Linked DNA regions of Mus musculus: region 1 is linked to region 2. A link is a loop called in an ENCODE intact Hi-C map of the cell type or tissue named here. Cell type or tissue: left cerebral cortex. All regions are shown on one strand.

Region 1 (8,000 bases), 54 kb after region 2:
AGATTCCGTCAGGGCTGGTGGTCACAGGTAGGAACCATGAAGAGGAAGTAGAGGGAGAGTAAAGGAGGAGGAAGACAGAAAGAGAACAGAGGTCTCCATTAGATGCAATGGCCTGGAGCACATGCCCACGTGAGATGCCCCCGAGGATTGACTGCTGGAGCAGAAGTACCCCAGGGCGAGGGTCAAGCAGCAAGTACTTGGGTAATACAGCCAGGAAGTAGCCAATCTAACAAGTAGAAAAATAGACTTAGCTGTAATCCCTCAGTAAATGTGCAAGAGCTTATTATATAATCCATGGGACTCTGCCTCGGTGGCTATTGGAGGCTGCCAGATCATATAGAGTTAATTAAACTCCATTTACAATGTTTCCTTGTTCCTAGTGCTTATCACAGCAATAGAAAAGTGTCCAAGACACTCACTTAATGTATTTACATTCTGATATATTGTCACCCGCTTGGTTCTGTCCATCTAAAGAGCTCTAAAACAAATTATGGTACAGGAGTGGATTTGGAGAAACAGAACTGTAAGGCATTTCTCTGACAGGCTTAATGAGATCTGGATGGAGCAGTCACAAAAGACTCCCCAACATATCAGGCACCGGACATGCTACTTAAAGAATATCCAGACAAATGCCTTTGATGTTCTCAATCTGCCTCCAGTGAGATGTGCTTTGTGTATGAAACCTTTGAACATCTGTGGACTACTAAAGAAAATAATAACAGTGCTGATTGGTTCCTTTTAACATCTCTGGGCAAAGTTATGAAAGAGCTCGCTGAATAATAAAACTGATGGTTCCAGATGCACATGGAGAATATAAAGGTTTCTAAGTATGCGATAGAAGAGAATCTTCCCCCACAGGCTGAGAGCTCAAATTGCAAGAAACAAAGACCAAGCCCCCAATATTTGGTTAGCTGAGATACAACACAAATGTAATTGCTAGCCTTATAGAATGCCAGCATTTAAAGTAAGACAATGGGAAGCACATGCAATAATGTGACTCGGGCTCGTGATGTGTAGGTGGGGCCTGGTCCAGACCTCCTCATCCTTAGCAGAGGATGTGCCTCCTCTCGCAGTTACCACAGTGGTGCCTTCTCTGCCTTTGCCTAAGAGAAGTTAATTATTCTGTCCCATCTGTAAAATAGGCAATGACTTTCCCTAAAGGAGATGGCAGACACAACAATGGTGATGTCCCTCAGGAACCACCTATCACTGCCTCCAGACCTATAACTCAAGGCCAAGGAAGTCCCCAGGGGTAAAAATAGAAAGTGAGTATATAAGGTATGTTACTATACTATTAAAATAAAAATCTTAATGAGTTTGCTGATTTGTTTAAGCAGAAGTTTGAGAATATGTGTGACAATGGATTTTTAATGGTGTGGGATAGTGATTTAATGATTTAGGAACATAAAATTGGATCAGGTTAAGTTTATTAATATGAACCCATTGAGCAGAAATTCTAGGTTTAATATTGAATCTTAAACAGTTTTAAAATGGGTGTCAAGAATTTATTTGATTGGTTGGTTGATGTATTTGTGAACAAAAGGCCTACTGAGAATTAGCTAGAGCTGCCTTATATTCCATGATTTAGTGTTGATGAAGGGGCATTTAAGGCTTAAGGAGAAGGAGATGTTCTGGTGGGTTCATTGGTTAAAACCTCATCTTCCACAATGGGAAGGCCCAGAAGCCATGCCTTTCACTAGTAGTATAAGATGGAAATAGTTTGTAGGGCACAGAAACGAATTCTGGGAAGAAGAAAAGGGAAGGTCCTTTCCTCTCCCAGAGGAGACAGATGTGACAATGGACCTGGAAGGTATCTAGCCACATGGCTGAATGGGGCTAGGTGGTCAGGTTAACTTAGATGAGCTAGTTGAGAGTCTGCCTAGCTAAGGTCTAACCTTTGAAGTATTAAAAGGTCTCTGTGTGGTTATTTGTGGAACTAGCTGGTTAAGGAGTAACTGCCACTGTATTGGTTTCTAGCATTAGTTAATACAGAATATTAATTTCTTCTTCTTTTTTAATATGTGGCACCCAACCTGGGGCCTGAACATATGGCCCTGAGACTAAGAGTTTCATGCTCTATTTGTAAAAAGTAAGAGTTCCTTTCTCCCTCCCAGTAAGTCCCACCTATCTCTCTCTACTGCCCAATCACAGGCTTTAGCCTTTTATTGATCAATTAACTTGGGGAACAAGGTTGGCACAACAAAAGCTAGCATATTGGTGAATTAGCTCATCTTGAGGCAACCACATCTATGTGTGTAGAATTTAGCAGTTGAATACATAGCAGCACCAACAGGGTCTCATTATATAGTTCTGGCTGCCCTGAAACTCACTATGAAGTCTGTGCTGGCCATGAAATCATAGCAATCCAACTGCTCTGTCTCCTGATGTTAGTATTAAAGGCATGTACCACAATGCCTTGAAACCTTTACAGTTTCACCTCAATGGTCTATTAACTCTCTAACCTGAGTCATAACTTGGCTCAAAGTGATCTTTTAAAAAAATTTTTTTATCCATTAAGGTCATGTTTTTATTTGTTTATTTTTATATGTGTGGGTATTTTACCTGCGTGCATTTCTCTACACCATGTGTATTCAGTATCCATGGAGTCCAGAAGAGGGTATCAGTTCCCCTGGACTGAAGTATCAAGGCGATTGGGAGCCCACATCTTGTAGGTGCTAGGAATAGAACCCTGTCCTCTCGGAGAGCAGTGAGTGCTCTTAACCATTGAGCCATTTCTCCAGCTCCATTTGAAGTGTTCTTGGTCATCTGTCTCTTCCACAAAATATCACATGGGTCCATCAGAGAATAGAAAATAAATCTAACCAAAGCTCAAGGGAGTGAAACTTCTAGGTGTCCAGAAGTGTGGGACATGTAGGGATATTCCTTCTAATGTAAAGGGTAACCTGCCACCTGGCTCCTCCCATCACCAAGAAAGAAGCACAATACTTATTTTGGAAACAGCCCATTTGTCACTTGGATGTATTATTTTAGCCTGTATACCAAGTGACTCAAAATTGCTAGCTTTGAATAGGATCTGAGACAGAAGGCTCTTTGGTAGGTCCCAGCTGCTGTGCAGGCTGCGCTACCATTTAGGCCATATGATCCAGCACACCCAAGAGTTCTTAGGGTGTCAGTGGCAGATATGGATGCTGTCTGGAGCCTTTGACAAACCCCTATAAGTGAATAACAAGGGGAGACCTTTTGGATTTTGAAGCAAGGTCTACTGACAACTATTCACCTTTGTGACAGCTCTTGGCCTGCTATTAGACCTCAGTGGGAACTGAATCATTGAAAATAGGCCACAAGGTTTACTATGAAACCCTGAGATGCCTATTATGAGCTAGGTGTTATCTAACCCAACAGTTCATAAAATAGGATGTACACATCAAATGGAAGTGGTATCTATATGATTGGCTCTGAGAGCTCTTGAGGTCTGAGGATATAAGCAAGTTGTATAAAGTGGCCCAAATGCCTATGGATTCTATTCCCATTGCAATGCCATCTGCTACCACATATATACTTATTGCCTCATGGAGTGTGCCCTATGATCAGTTGAATGTGAAAGAGAAGAACAGGGCCTGGCTTACTGATGGCTATGCACAATATGCAGGCACCATCCAGAAGTGAACAACTGCAATATTATGACCCCTTTCTGGGACAATCATGAAAGACACAGATGAAAGAATATCTTCACAGTGGGCAGAAATTTGGGAACTATACAAACCCACAAATTTTGCTTAGAAGGAGAAATAACCAGATGTGCAGTTGTTCACTAATTCATGGGCTGGAGCCAAGGGCTTGACTGGATGATCAAGGACTTGGAAGAAATATAGTGAGAAAGACATTTGGAGAAGTATACAGCTAGATCCTTCCACATGGGCAAAGAATGTGAACATAATTGGTTTTTGTTTTGTTTTGTTTTGTTTTTTGTTTTTCCTAGACAGGGTTTCTCTGTGTAGCCCTGGCTGTCCTGGAACTCACTCTGTAGACCAGGCTGGCCTCGAACTCAGAAACCTACCTGCCTCTGCCTCCCAAGTGCTGGGATTAAAGGCGGGCGCCACCACCACCCGGCTGTGAACATAATTGTATCAAAAGATGACCTCAAAAGAGAAGGAATTCAATAAACAAACAAAGAGGACAACCCATTCTGCAACATGGACTTCTGCTGCAGGATATTTGATCACACTATGAACCATGAGATTGTGTTATTTACTGAAAAAAACTATCTCTAGTTATGATGTGGCACAGCCCTTAGTATAACCTTTAACCCCAAACAATGAAGGTATGGTTAGTTTGTAGAAGGAAGTAGCCATGTTTGAAAGTGAATTCTAATTGAGTGACAGACAAGTGACAAATCAGAGAAAGATTTGACAGACGAGGACATGCCCAACTCTCATGATAACAGAGAGAAAAGGGGCTACATAAGAAAGAGCTGTGCGGCCGGGCATGGTGGCGCACGCCTTTAATCCCAGCACTTGGGAGGCAGAGGCAGGTGGATTTCTGAGTTCGAGGCCAGCCTGGTCTACAAAGTGAGTTTCAGGACAGCCAGGGCTATACAGAGAAACCCTGTCTTGAAAAACTCAAAAAAAAAAAAAAAAAAAAAAAAAAAGAAAGAGCAGTACGGAAAGAATGGAGGAGGCAGTGTTCCTGGGACAGTGGTATGGAAACAGGTTGCAGAGAGAGAACAAGCTAGACACAGATGAAGAACAAAGCAGGGAACAAGGAGCCGGAAGGTTAGAACAGATTTTAGGAGGTTGTTCTGATGTTGCTTGTATTCAAATGCTAAATTCTGTACCCCAAGATCCTCAAGGGCAAGAAGATCCTCATACATGCCAGCTTTTGTTGTATAAACCTTGCCCCCCAAGTTATCCATGATTGGCTAAAAAAGATGCCTACAGCCTGGGCTGGGCAGCAGAGAGCAGGTGGAGTGAAGGTTCCGGGGCATAAGGTGTCAGAAGAGAAGGAAGAAGACGCCACAGGGTAGGTAAATCATGAGACCATGGCCAGGAGGGCTGGCCTGTTGAAATAGGAGTGGTCCAGATGGAATATGGCAAGTTATATCTCCGGGTGATTGACAGAGAAGTAGACAAAATAGCATCGAGGGTTGCTACCTGCCCAGCTCTAGTGCTTTAAGCTTTTTTTTTATGTATTTATTATATGTAAGTACACTGTAGCTGCCTTCAGACACTCCAGAAGGGGGAGTCAGATCTTGTTACAGATGGTTGTGAGCCACCATGTGGTTGCTTGGAATTGAACTCAGGACCTTCGGAAGAGCAGTCAGTGCTCTTAACTGCTGAGCCATCTCTCCAACTGTGCTTTATGCTTATTATACATATAAAGGCTTGTGTCTTTTATTTGGGAATTAAATGATCCAAGGTGGGGTAGAAACCCCCAAAGGATATTCACCACACAGAATGCGAAAGTTCGTATGAAGTCAAACACAGCAATTCAGTCAAAAACTGAGAGAAGCTAGATTAAATCAGTCACCTGGAGAGAGGTCATCTTGTGCATGGCCTATGGCTTAGGCAGGAAATAGAGTGGGATATGGGGAAGGGAAAGAATTCTGGGAGAGAAGGAGGCGGGAGGAGCCAGAAAAGACGTGAGGAGATGGACGAATGGAATCTGAGTGCAGGGAACCAGCCATGTGGCAAAATGTAGGTTAAAATAAATGGCTATCTTTAGATATGATCTTGTCAGAGTAGAGCCTGGCTAGATGACCAAGGTGTTTGTAAATTTAATTTGAGTCTGAGTCTTATTTCTGGGACCATGGGGCTGGGAGGTGGAACTGGGCCAGAACTTCCAACAGTCAGCTCAGAAAGGAGCCAGAACAGCTGAGTTGAACCAGCCAGCCAGAGCCCAGAAAGAGCTAGAAAGGGTGAGCTTATTCAGCAGTAAGTCTCAGAGGCTGAAAACATTCTAGGACTAGATTAGATTGTACAGAGGCTAGATGCATCCTGGACTAGACCTCAGTTAGCACAGAGGCAGCAAGCCTCCAAACAACATTTACTACAAGAGAAATAAAAGTTATTTTCACAGTGACCTTCACTGTGTGCAGCCCCTTTTGGTAGGAACCAGAAGAAAAAGGCAATGTCAAAAGTTATTTCTTCCTCTTGCCTGTTCCTTTGCCGTTTACCTGTTCTATACCATATGTGTGAGCGTGCAGAGTCATCCTCTCGGCTCTGTTCCTCTTGAGAACTCTGACTAAAACAGTACTGTACCAACTTACATCCCCAGCCTAACCCAGTACTGTACCAACTTACATCCCCAGCCCAGCCCTCCCCCGCCTTTTTCTTAACACAAAACACTGGGGAGGGGAGGTGTCAGGTTTAATCTGTATGAATCTTTACAGGCAAATTTTTTTTTACAAGTTTACAAGAGATCCTCAAGAAGTCTTGACTCATTTGTCTCAGTTGCCAAGTTCATGTTCAACTCCAGGCTCCGGACCTCCAGACGGAGGCGGCCATTCAACTCACCCACACTCCTCAAAAATGTCTGGATAGTGCCGAAAGAGCACTGGTGGATCCCGGTCACCTCGGACTGGGGCTCCAGGCACAGCCCTGATCCCAGGCCTTCGGCCGCGGCGACCCCCTGAGCAGGAACGGTGGATCCATTGGTGTGCTTTCACTGCGAACTTCCTCTTGAAGCGTACACCACACTCTGGGCAGGGGAAGGGTCGCTCACCAGAGTGCATGCGCCGGTGGCTGACCAGCAAAGATGGATAGGTAAACCGGCGTCCACAGTCCACACACACATGACGTCGCTGGCTGGCCTGAATATCGGTGTTTGGTACCTGGACAGGAAGCTGCACACCTGCTATCTGGTCTGGGGCAGCTTTGGTAGGTGGCTGTGCCCCTGCAGAGGACTTGGTAGCCATGGAATAAGTCTTATGTTCAACCACCTCTTTAGGTTGCAACTGAGCAGGAGCCTCTGCCGGTCTCTCTCCTCCTTCCTTGCAGCCCCACTCTGTCTCATTTGGAATGTCTCCTGGGAAACAGAAATTAATTGCATTTTAAAAACTCATTTGTCACTGGGCAGTGGTGGCTCATACCTTTAATCCCAACACTTCAGGGGCAGAGGCAGGCAGGATCTCTGCGAGTCCTAAAGCCAGCCTGGTCTACAGAGCAAATTCCAAAACAGCCAAGAATACGTAGAGAAATCTATCTCAAAAAAACAAAAACCAAACCAAACCAAACCAAATTAAAAAGCCCCATTTGTCCCGCCAGGGAAGTAGCTGTAATCCCTGCATTTGGAAAAGGTGAGGCTGGAAGATAGCCATAAGTTTGAGGCCAGCATGGCCTACATAGTGAGATCCTGTCTCAAAAACAGGATAGTAGGGTGTGATCGTTGCTCACCTTTAACCCTAGCACTTCAGAGGAAAGGCAGGTAGGTTTCTGTGGGTTTGGAGACAACCCGGTCTAAATGCTGAGTTCCAGGCCAGCCAGAGCTACCTGTCTTAAAAATGAAAACAATCAACACAACAAAAATAAAACAAACCCGGGGCTGGGATGGCTCAGTGGTTAGGAGCACTTGCTGTCCTTCCACAGGGCCTGAGTTTACTTCCCCAAACCCACATGGGGCAGCTTACAACCACTGTAACTTCAGCATCAGGGACGCTCATGACTCCGGTCTCCCTGGGCAGCTGCACTTATGGAGACCCATACACTGACACAGAATGAAAAATAATAAAGATAAATCTTAGGAAAAAAGTTTCAGTAAAACCTAACACGTCTGCACTGACCACTCTAGCTGTTACCCAGGCAGCACCAAAGCATAGCCCGGTGGCTAACACGGAGTTGTTGAAAGTCAGTTAAAATCCCCTTCCTCCTGTGTCAAATGGGAAAAAGTAACGGTCCCCTGACTTCCAGGATTGTTGGATTAAATACATACATGCTTATTGGTCACTTAGTAAATGCTCAATAAACAGTATTTACTGGTGTATTTTGTAGTTGGTTTTGGTGCAGCGGTTCTTTGATAGATGAGGCACCATATTTGCTTCAGGG
Region 2 (8,000 bases):
TTCCAGATGTGTCGGAATTAACTTTACTATTTACCTACTTACAATAAGTAATCAAAAATAGCAACCATCCACTGTATACAACGCACATCAAATCTCATACAGGTCTACCAGGCCCTCTGGCACAAGGTAACGATGAAATCGACCAGTTATTAATAGGAAATGTGTGCTAGAGGTCTCAGAATTTCATAAGAAACCCCATGTTAACAGTGACAGTTTAAAGAGAGATTTTTCTGTCACTTGGCAACAAGCCAAGAAAATTATTGGGAAATGTCCTACCTGTTCTTTGTATAACCAAACTCCATTACCTGCAAGTGGGGAGGGGTGGTAACCCAAAAGGTACCCAAAGAAATGCAATTTGGCAAATAAATGCGTTTCATTTTGCAGAGTTTGGAAAATTAAGGTATGTAACTATATGGCATATAATACCTTAGACACATATTCAAGATTTCAGTGGGCAGCTGCTTTAAGGTCTGGAAAGACTGATTGTGTGATTCATATGGATTAGAAGTTATGGCTGTTACCGGGAGGATACCTGTAAATTTAGGGCTGTCAGTGCTCCCGCGTATGTCTCTAGTAATATAAAAAACTTTTTGAATATTGCATCATAACGCATATTACAGACATGCCACATATTCCTATAGGACAAGCAGTTATAGAAAAGTCTAATGATATTTTAAAAGAGATGCTTAATAAACAGAAAGGGATTACAAAGACCCCCAGAGATAGATTACATAGTGCTTTATTAATTTTACTTTTTAAAAAATGTGGATGGGGGGAGGCTGGCGAGATGGCTCAGGGCTTAAGAGTGCCGACTGCTCTTCCAAAGGTCCCGAGTTCAAATCCCAGCAACCACATGGTGGCTCCCAACCATCCGTAACGAAATCTGATGTCCTCTTCTGGAGTATCTGAGGATAGCTACAGTATACTTACATATAATAAATAAATAAAAATTTTTTTAAATGTGAATGAGGAAAAAACCCAACATGTTCTGAGAGATACTGGTTGTGGGGGAAAATACTGCTGAATTAGATCAGCCTGTATATATTTTTTTAAAGATTTATTTATTTACTTTATGTATATAAGTACACTGTAGCTGTCCAGACACACCAGAAGAGGGCATCAGATCTCATTACAGATGGTTGTGAGCCACCACGTGGTTGCTGGGATTTGAACTCAGAACCTCTGGAAGAGCAGTCAGTGCTCTTAACCACTGAGCCATCTCTCCAGCCCCAGTCTGTATATTTTAAAGATGTGATAATCTCAGAATCAAGCCAGGATATGTACTGTGTTGGAGAAGAGGCTATGACTTTGTTTCATAGGAAACAGAAAGCCATTTTTTCCTTCAAAAGATCAGATTTGACTAGGGGGGATCTCCTGACTGCAGACATGAAGAAAGAACCCAAGAAACAACTGGAGGGGCTTGGTCTAGTGCTGCTTTGTATGAAAATGCTAAATTCTGTACCCCAAGATCTGCTTGCTCCAAGATGAGGAGACCTTGTGTTGTGCAAACCTTGCCCCCCCAAGTTATCCCTGATTGGTGAATAAAAGATGCCTACAGCCTGGACTGGTCAGGAGAGAGGGTTGGAGCAAAGGTTCTCAGGCTTGGGGTCTAAGGAAGGAGAGAGGAGAAAGATAAGAAGCAGGACTGAGAAGATGCCATGGGAGAGGTGGGTCATGAGCGCATGGCCACAAGGGCCAGCCGATTAGAGGACAAGAGGCTCAGGTGGAACATGGCGAGTGATGTGTCTAGGTAATAAAAATGGAAGTAAACAAAGTAGCACAGAAGGTCGATGTCTGCCCAGCTCTAGTGCTTTAAGGTTACTATAAATATAAAGGTTTCGTGTCTTTCACTTGGGAATTAGGTGATCTGAGGTTGGGTAGAAACCTCCAAATAATATTTACCACAACACACAACAAAACAGGTGACATGAATGCTCTCTCCTGCACACAGGAACAGGTGACACACATGTTGACCCTGCTACACAGGAGCTGGCTGAGACGCTAATGTCTATGCGTAGCTGATAAGTCTGTTTACCTATAGAGTCCTCATGACTCAGTATGCTATCCTCTATATGGCATGGGTGGGGATTTATGCTACAGTTTGATTATATAGTCCAATCGGGACTTAAAAGCCTTTTACCTGCTCAAACACAGAGCAGAGAAATATTGTTAGCTGTTTTGTGCACACTGCACATTCTACAGATGGTTGTGAACTTTCATGTGGTTGTTGCAAATTGAATTTTAGGACCTCTGCTCCCTCTGGTCAACCCTGCTCGCTCTAGTTGGCCCCACTCAATTTGAACTCGGGACCTTTGGAAGAGGAGTCAGGGCTCTTACCCACTGAGCCACCTCACCAGCCCCTCCACACCTCTGTTAATTCATACATGTATGTTACTTTTAAAAGTTTGTATGTTGGGGCTGGCGAGTGATCCAGCCTCACAGACTGCCTCAATTGCCGGTTCTTCAAAGAGTTGCATCCAGGACAACTTCAAAGCAGGATGTTCCAGCCTCTCAGATTGCTTCAGCCAGGACTTCAGAAAAGCCCTGCACTTTCCCATCACACAGAGACTGAACAGCAAACGATACAGCTATCTCTTCCAGGACTTGACCAATAGCCCAATTTTTCTAGGTACCTTTGCCCCCAAAGAACAGGAAGGAATTTTAAGAGAAAGATGCCCTGACTCTCAGCAGATGGGTGACTGGTTTTGATGGTTCGATGGGTGATGGATCTTTGTTGTCATTTAACACTGCTGTTGACAAGCTGTTATTGGACTTGGTCAGGGAGAAAGCAAATTAAAAGACGTTAGACCTAGGGATCTCTTTCTCTTTTTTTCTTTCCTCTATTCTTCTTTCTCTCTTTTCTAGTGTTAAGAGGAAAGGAGGGGGAAGACGAAAAGAAAAAGGGGGGGTATGAATGATAGGATAAAAGGGTAGATTATCTGTTACGGGCACTCCGAGGATCTTGTGAACCCAGGGCCGAGCATGTGGCAGTAACAACTAGGACGTTCGGGGCTACAGGCGAGGAGGTGGAGGAGAAGGTGGAAGAGGAGGGGGGGGGGGAAGGAGGAGGAGGAGGAAGAGGCAGATGGCTTGGAGCTGCCCCGGACTTGTGAGTGCCCGCCGTGCCACGCCCTGTCACGCGGCCTCAGGCTGGCCTCTGGCTCAGCACCTGCACTCTGTTTGTCCCCAGGGTGAGGGGCAGAGTCCAGGACAATGTTCTATACCTGGCCCAGCACCACGGGATGGCCCTGGGATGCCCGTGAAGCATCTCTGGCATGCTCCTCCTGCCGTGTGTATGTATGTGAATGAGGCCCACCTGGAGCTCCTGCCTCCTCGTGAGGAGAGGGAGGACGACATGTTGGACAGGTTCCACCGCTCCAGGAGAACTGGACTTGGCTGCCAGTTGTGCTGACCCCTGAGCTGGAAGGAGTCAGGTTTACTCTTCCCAAGATCATCAGGATGTTTGGCCACTTCCCCATACCCCACTAACATGAGCTCAGCCGCTAGACAGACCAGGGCCATGGAACTGAAGAGAAAAGCCATGCTTTCTGCCGCAGATATTATGAATGTAATTCTTACCTGATTTTTTTCATAGATGCTTACTGTATATAGTTTATTGGTGTTAGAGAAAGAGCCTTTTATTGGACTAAAAGGGGAGATACTGAGATAATGTTAGATCTCTCTACAATTGCTTGTCCTGTAGGATTGTAAGGTATGTTAATATCATGTTTCAGGCCACAATGTCTAACATAACGGACATTATAATTCGACATAGGTTGAAGCATCATCAACTTCAATCTGTAAGGCATTTCCAATATTGCTATCTAAATGTGCAATCTCATCATCAGCCTCTTCAGAGCCCAAGGCAGAAGCACATTGAAATCTTGAGTAAGTATCAATTGTATGATGTATTTACGTATGTTTATATCTTAAGTCTCTGAACTCTACAAAATGAAACATATAATTTATTGTATGATTCACAAACAGAATCTTTAATTTTAGCTCAGCATATAGACCTTCATTTAGTAATTGATCCTTGACGATATTATTACAATATCTAGTCTGATTAGGTCGGGCCTCTTTACATAGCATGTCGATAGACTGCTATTCTGCGATATTATCACAGGGTGGCGCTGTAAGCCTTAGACTGAATTCCTCTGAAGATCCTTTATTCTGCTTTTCTTTTCCTTTTGTTTTGTTTTGTTTTGTTTTGTTGATTTTCGAGACAGGGTTTCTCTGTATATTCCTGGCTGTCCTGGAACTCACTTTGTAGACCAGGCTGGCCTCGAACTCAGAAATCTGCCTGCTAGCCGGGCGTGGTGGCGCACGCCTTTAATCCCAGCACTCCGGAGGCAGAGGCAGGTGGATTAAAGGCGTGCACCACACGCCCAGATCCTTTATTCTGAATCAAAGGATTTTCTGATCTCTTTTCTGTCGCCTCCAACCTAGTATTTAATTTTTCAGTCTTTCCCTTCTGCTTTATTCTGATCTCACTGGAAAGGGATTTATAAAATTGCAATCATCACTGAAAATATAATTATTTGTTTGCTGATAATTTAAACAAAATTATACAGAATCCACATGCCTTCTGTCATTGTATTTTCCATTTTATTAAACAAAGAAAGCATTTTCTTTTAATCTCTTTAATTCTCTCTTTCCTTTGGAGAGTTCTCTTTATTATGCACATTTACAGAACATTTTTACTTACTTTCTTTCTCCTTTCTTCGGAGACTTTATTTTATATTCAAACTCAGTATTTCTGTCTATGATTGTGTTCGGTTTCTTTTCTTCAGCATATATGTATCTTTCAAAACACTTCTACTTCTCGCTTTCTTCTTCAGAGACATTACTGTCTATGCGCATCTATTTCTCTTTTACCGTTTTCGAACTTAATATCTTTTACTGCATTAAATTTTCTCTACATTTTTTCCATCCTTCTGTGATTTAGCCTTTTTCATTTTTCTTAACACACACTCTCTCTCTCTCTCTCTCTGCATGCTTTTGCTGGCATGCCTTCTGCTGCGACAAGCTTCTCTGTCCTGCTGCCTTCTGCACCAGTGCAGGCTCCTTTCTGCTGCATGGCCAGCTCATCGCGCTGGCTGCTGGCTCTCCTGAGTCTAGCCTTGGCAGCTTCTGTGCTTAGGCTGGCCTGCATTGTACAGCCTGTCCCCTCCTGCCACCCTGGGCTGGACGAGTCCGCTGTTTGTGCTCCCATGAGAGTCCAGCCTCACCTTGCCACGCACCATCTGGCACCTCGCCTACTCCCAGCTCGGGGAAGTTGCTGGGCCCGCGCTGCGGCCGTTTCTACCTGGTCTCCCGAGAATGAACTGGATCTGCGCTGCTGCCGGCTACAGTGTGGGCGCTCCTTACTAGTTGAGGTAGGTTCTGGCTCCGCCGCAGCCAGGCGAATGCGGGGGACACTGCTGCGGAGCTGTGACAGTGGACAGCGGAGTTAGCTCACCGGCTTCATTCCGCGGCACAGCAGGGCCTCTGAAGGAGCTGCGCCTGTGAAGTGCCCTGAGGCTTTGGTTCCCTGATTCCCCGTTCCTTCCAGGCTTTGCTGCTCATCAGGGGCTCTAGGCATCTCCGGACCACCTCCTGCCCAGCTAGAAACTGCTATGGGAAGTATTGGTTCTCTGCTTTTCGAAGGCCTGAAGCTTTGACATTATGTGCCCTTACATTGGACGCTAAACTTAACGGTGATGGTCTTTCTATGCTCGCCCTTACTCTGAGTAACCACACTGACTGTTATTATAGGGATTAGAAGTTTAGGCGCTATTGTTGGGCAGATTCTCAGCAAGTCTAATTTGGCAATATTGACCTGGCCTATGTGGTCTATTACCTGTTAGTCCTCTCTTAGTCCTTGCTTCCTTCTCCAAGTCTGGCTAGGAACTTCTGCCTCTCTGGCTCCCACTGAGATCTCACTTCGTAACCGGAAGTCCTGTCCTTCTTCTCCAGACCATCTATTGGCCATTCAGATCTTTATTTAACCAATCGCAAGCCAATGGAGTCCAATATTATAAAATACTGAGCCAAGAGATGCTGTCATTATAATGTGTGTGTGTGTGTGTGTGTGTGTGTGTGTTGTACAAGTCCTGCCTGCAATCAGATCTCTGCCAACACAGAAATTAGCATCTGAATAACACAAAGCTAATCTTCCTACAGTCACAACAAAACCACCACTCCACTAAAACGTTAATTTCCTGGATTCTTGCTTTTCAGCTGTGGAGAGGCTTCTGCAGACTTCTGGGCAAGGGGCGCTTTCTTTCTCCTGTACCCATAACTTTCATGTCTCAGTGCAAATACATTGGGTCAAGATCAGGTTTCTGCTCACTAGGTCTGTACTAAGCTTAAAGATGGAGCAGGAATGACTTCCCATGGCCCAGAGTGATTTCAGATCTCCCAGCAGATTGTGCCAAGGCCCGAGTGACACAGGGAGCTTCGGCTCTGGGAGGCTGCTGACAGTGAGTGCCCAGGATGCATGCGGTGCACAGCTATGGCAGAGCTTTGGTGGGAGTGCTGCTCTGGGCTGTCAGCTGCTGTCTTCAGAATGTGAAACCCATCGTTCCAAGCCCCCCCTGCCTTTTAAAGTTTCAGTCGGATGATCAGATGTTATCTGATGGGCCTGACACCAGCATCCTCAGCGGCTGTGCGTCTGTCTGACGAGTGTTCATAACCAGAATACACAAAGAACTCAAAAAACAAAGTAAAAACAAACAAACAAACAACCGCATATGACCCATTCAAAATAAGGGCATAGCATCTGAACACAGAGTTCTGAAGGGAAGAAATAGGAATGACTAAGAAATATCTCCAGAAATGTTCATCATCCCTAGCAATTACAGAAATGAAAGTCGAGACAACTGTGAGACTTCATCTGACCCCAGTCAGAATGGGAAAAAAAACCCAACAACAACAAAATAACCAACAACGAATGCAGGAGAGGACATAGGGGACGGGGCCACACATTCACTGTTGATGGGATGGAAAACTGATCAGGAAATCAGCCTAAAATTAAATCTCCCACATGAAGCAGCTCTGGCATCCTCTGGCATATGCACAGAGGACTGAACACAGTATTCCACAGGTACTTGCTCAGCCATGGTTTTTGCTTCCTTATTTCTCTGTGTGTGTGTGTGTGTGTGTGTGTGTGTGTTGTTTCCACACACAATTTGTCACCACAGATGTCCTGGGACTCACTGAAAACCAGGATGGCCTGGTTAAATGAAACTTTCCCGTGAGGGATAGCTACTCCCAGCTCTCAGACACTTTCCTGTTTCCAGAATTCCAAGAGGCAACTAACACCGAAGAGCATGGGGTCCTTTAAAATGAATCATACAACAGTCAAGAGCCTACTGCTTCAGCTTCTACACAACTCCTGTAGCTAAGGCTCAAGGAACCTTGAGGAAAGGGGGCAAAGTAGAGAGAGTTAGAGCCAGAGTAACAGGAAGTTTAGGTGAGATTCTGTCTCCTAGAAATGTCAGAGAAGCTAAACTCATGAAGTCTCACCAATATGGCAGTCTAAACATGACAGTTCATGAGGACGACACCAACAGACATGCTAACATAGAAAGAGGAGCGCCCATGAGGACCCAAGCCTAGCTAAGGCATGCTGAGAGGAGACCTAGTCTTTTCCACAGGAGAGAATAGTGCCATCAAGTACTTTAACCCTCTGAAACTGTGAGCCTCAGATAAAATGCTCTGATAAGTTTCCTTGTTCATGGTGTTTACCACAGCAGGAGAAAAGTGTCCAAGACACTCACTTAATACATTTATATTCTGATATGTGTCACCCCTTGGTTCTGTTCCTCTAAAGGACTCTAAAACAAATTGTGGTGACTGTCCTGACAATTTTGAAATTTTGCTTTCTTCAAAAACCATAGAAATTGTATAAGAATATGTTTTCATTTTAATTCCAGGGGTGGGGGCCTGGTGCTGCTTTGGCATGTCCTTAGCACCTGACTATAAATTGCCTCATGCTCTAGCAGGGCCATGATTTT

The links. A loop is a pair of places that touch in the nucleus more often than their neighbours do. Peaks named below come from ENCODE experiments on the same cell type or tissue, not always from the same donor. Only the 100,000 strongest peaks of a DNase experiment are listed, where the experiment ranks them.
Region 1: a loop joins it to region 2, with 2.1 times the contacts of the local background. A loop is called at or near these places in 15 of 42 quality-filtered maps.

Annotation. Positions count from the first base shown.
Region 1 is chr7:127,412,658-127,420,657 of GRCm38, forward strand. Zfp688 (zinc finger protein 688) reads right to left here. Exons shown (of 3, transcript NM_026999.4): 3 at 6,309-6,984. The coding sequence ends at 6,470. Among named protein-coding and RNA genes, the nearest start is that of Zfp688, 5.4 kb to the right of the region's middle. In left cerebral cortex, no CTCF peak of the experiment used is centred here; DNase peaks (open chromatin) are centred at 3,046 and 5,757.
Region 2 is chr7:127,358,433-127,366,432 of GRCm38, forward strand. It overlaps the pseudogene Gm51260. Among named protein-coding and RNA genes, the nearest start is that of Zfp747, 14 kb to the right of the region's middle. In left cerebral cortex, a CTCF peak has its summit at 4,116; DNase peaks (open chromatin) are centred at 4,124, 5,134 and 5,322; H3K4me3 peaks cover 1,221 bases; H3K27ac peaks cover 550 bases.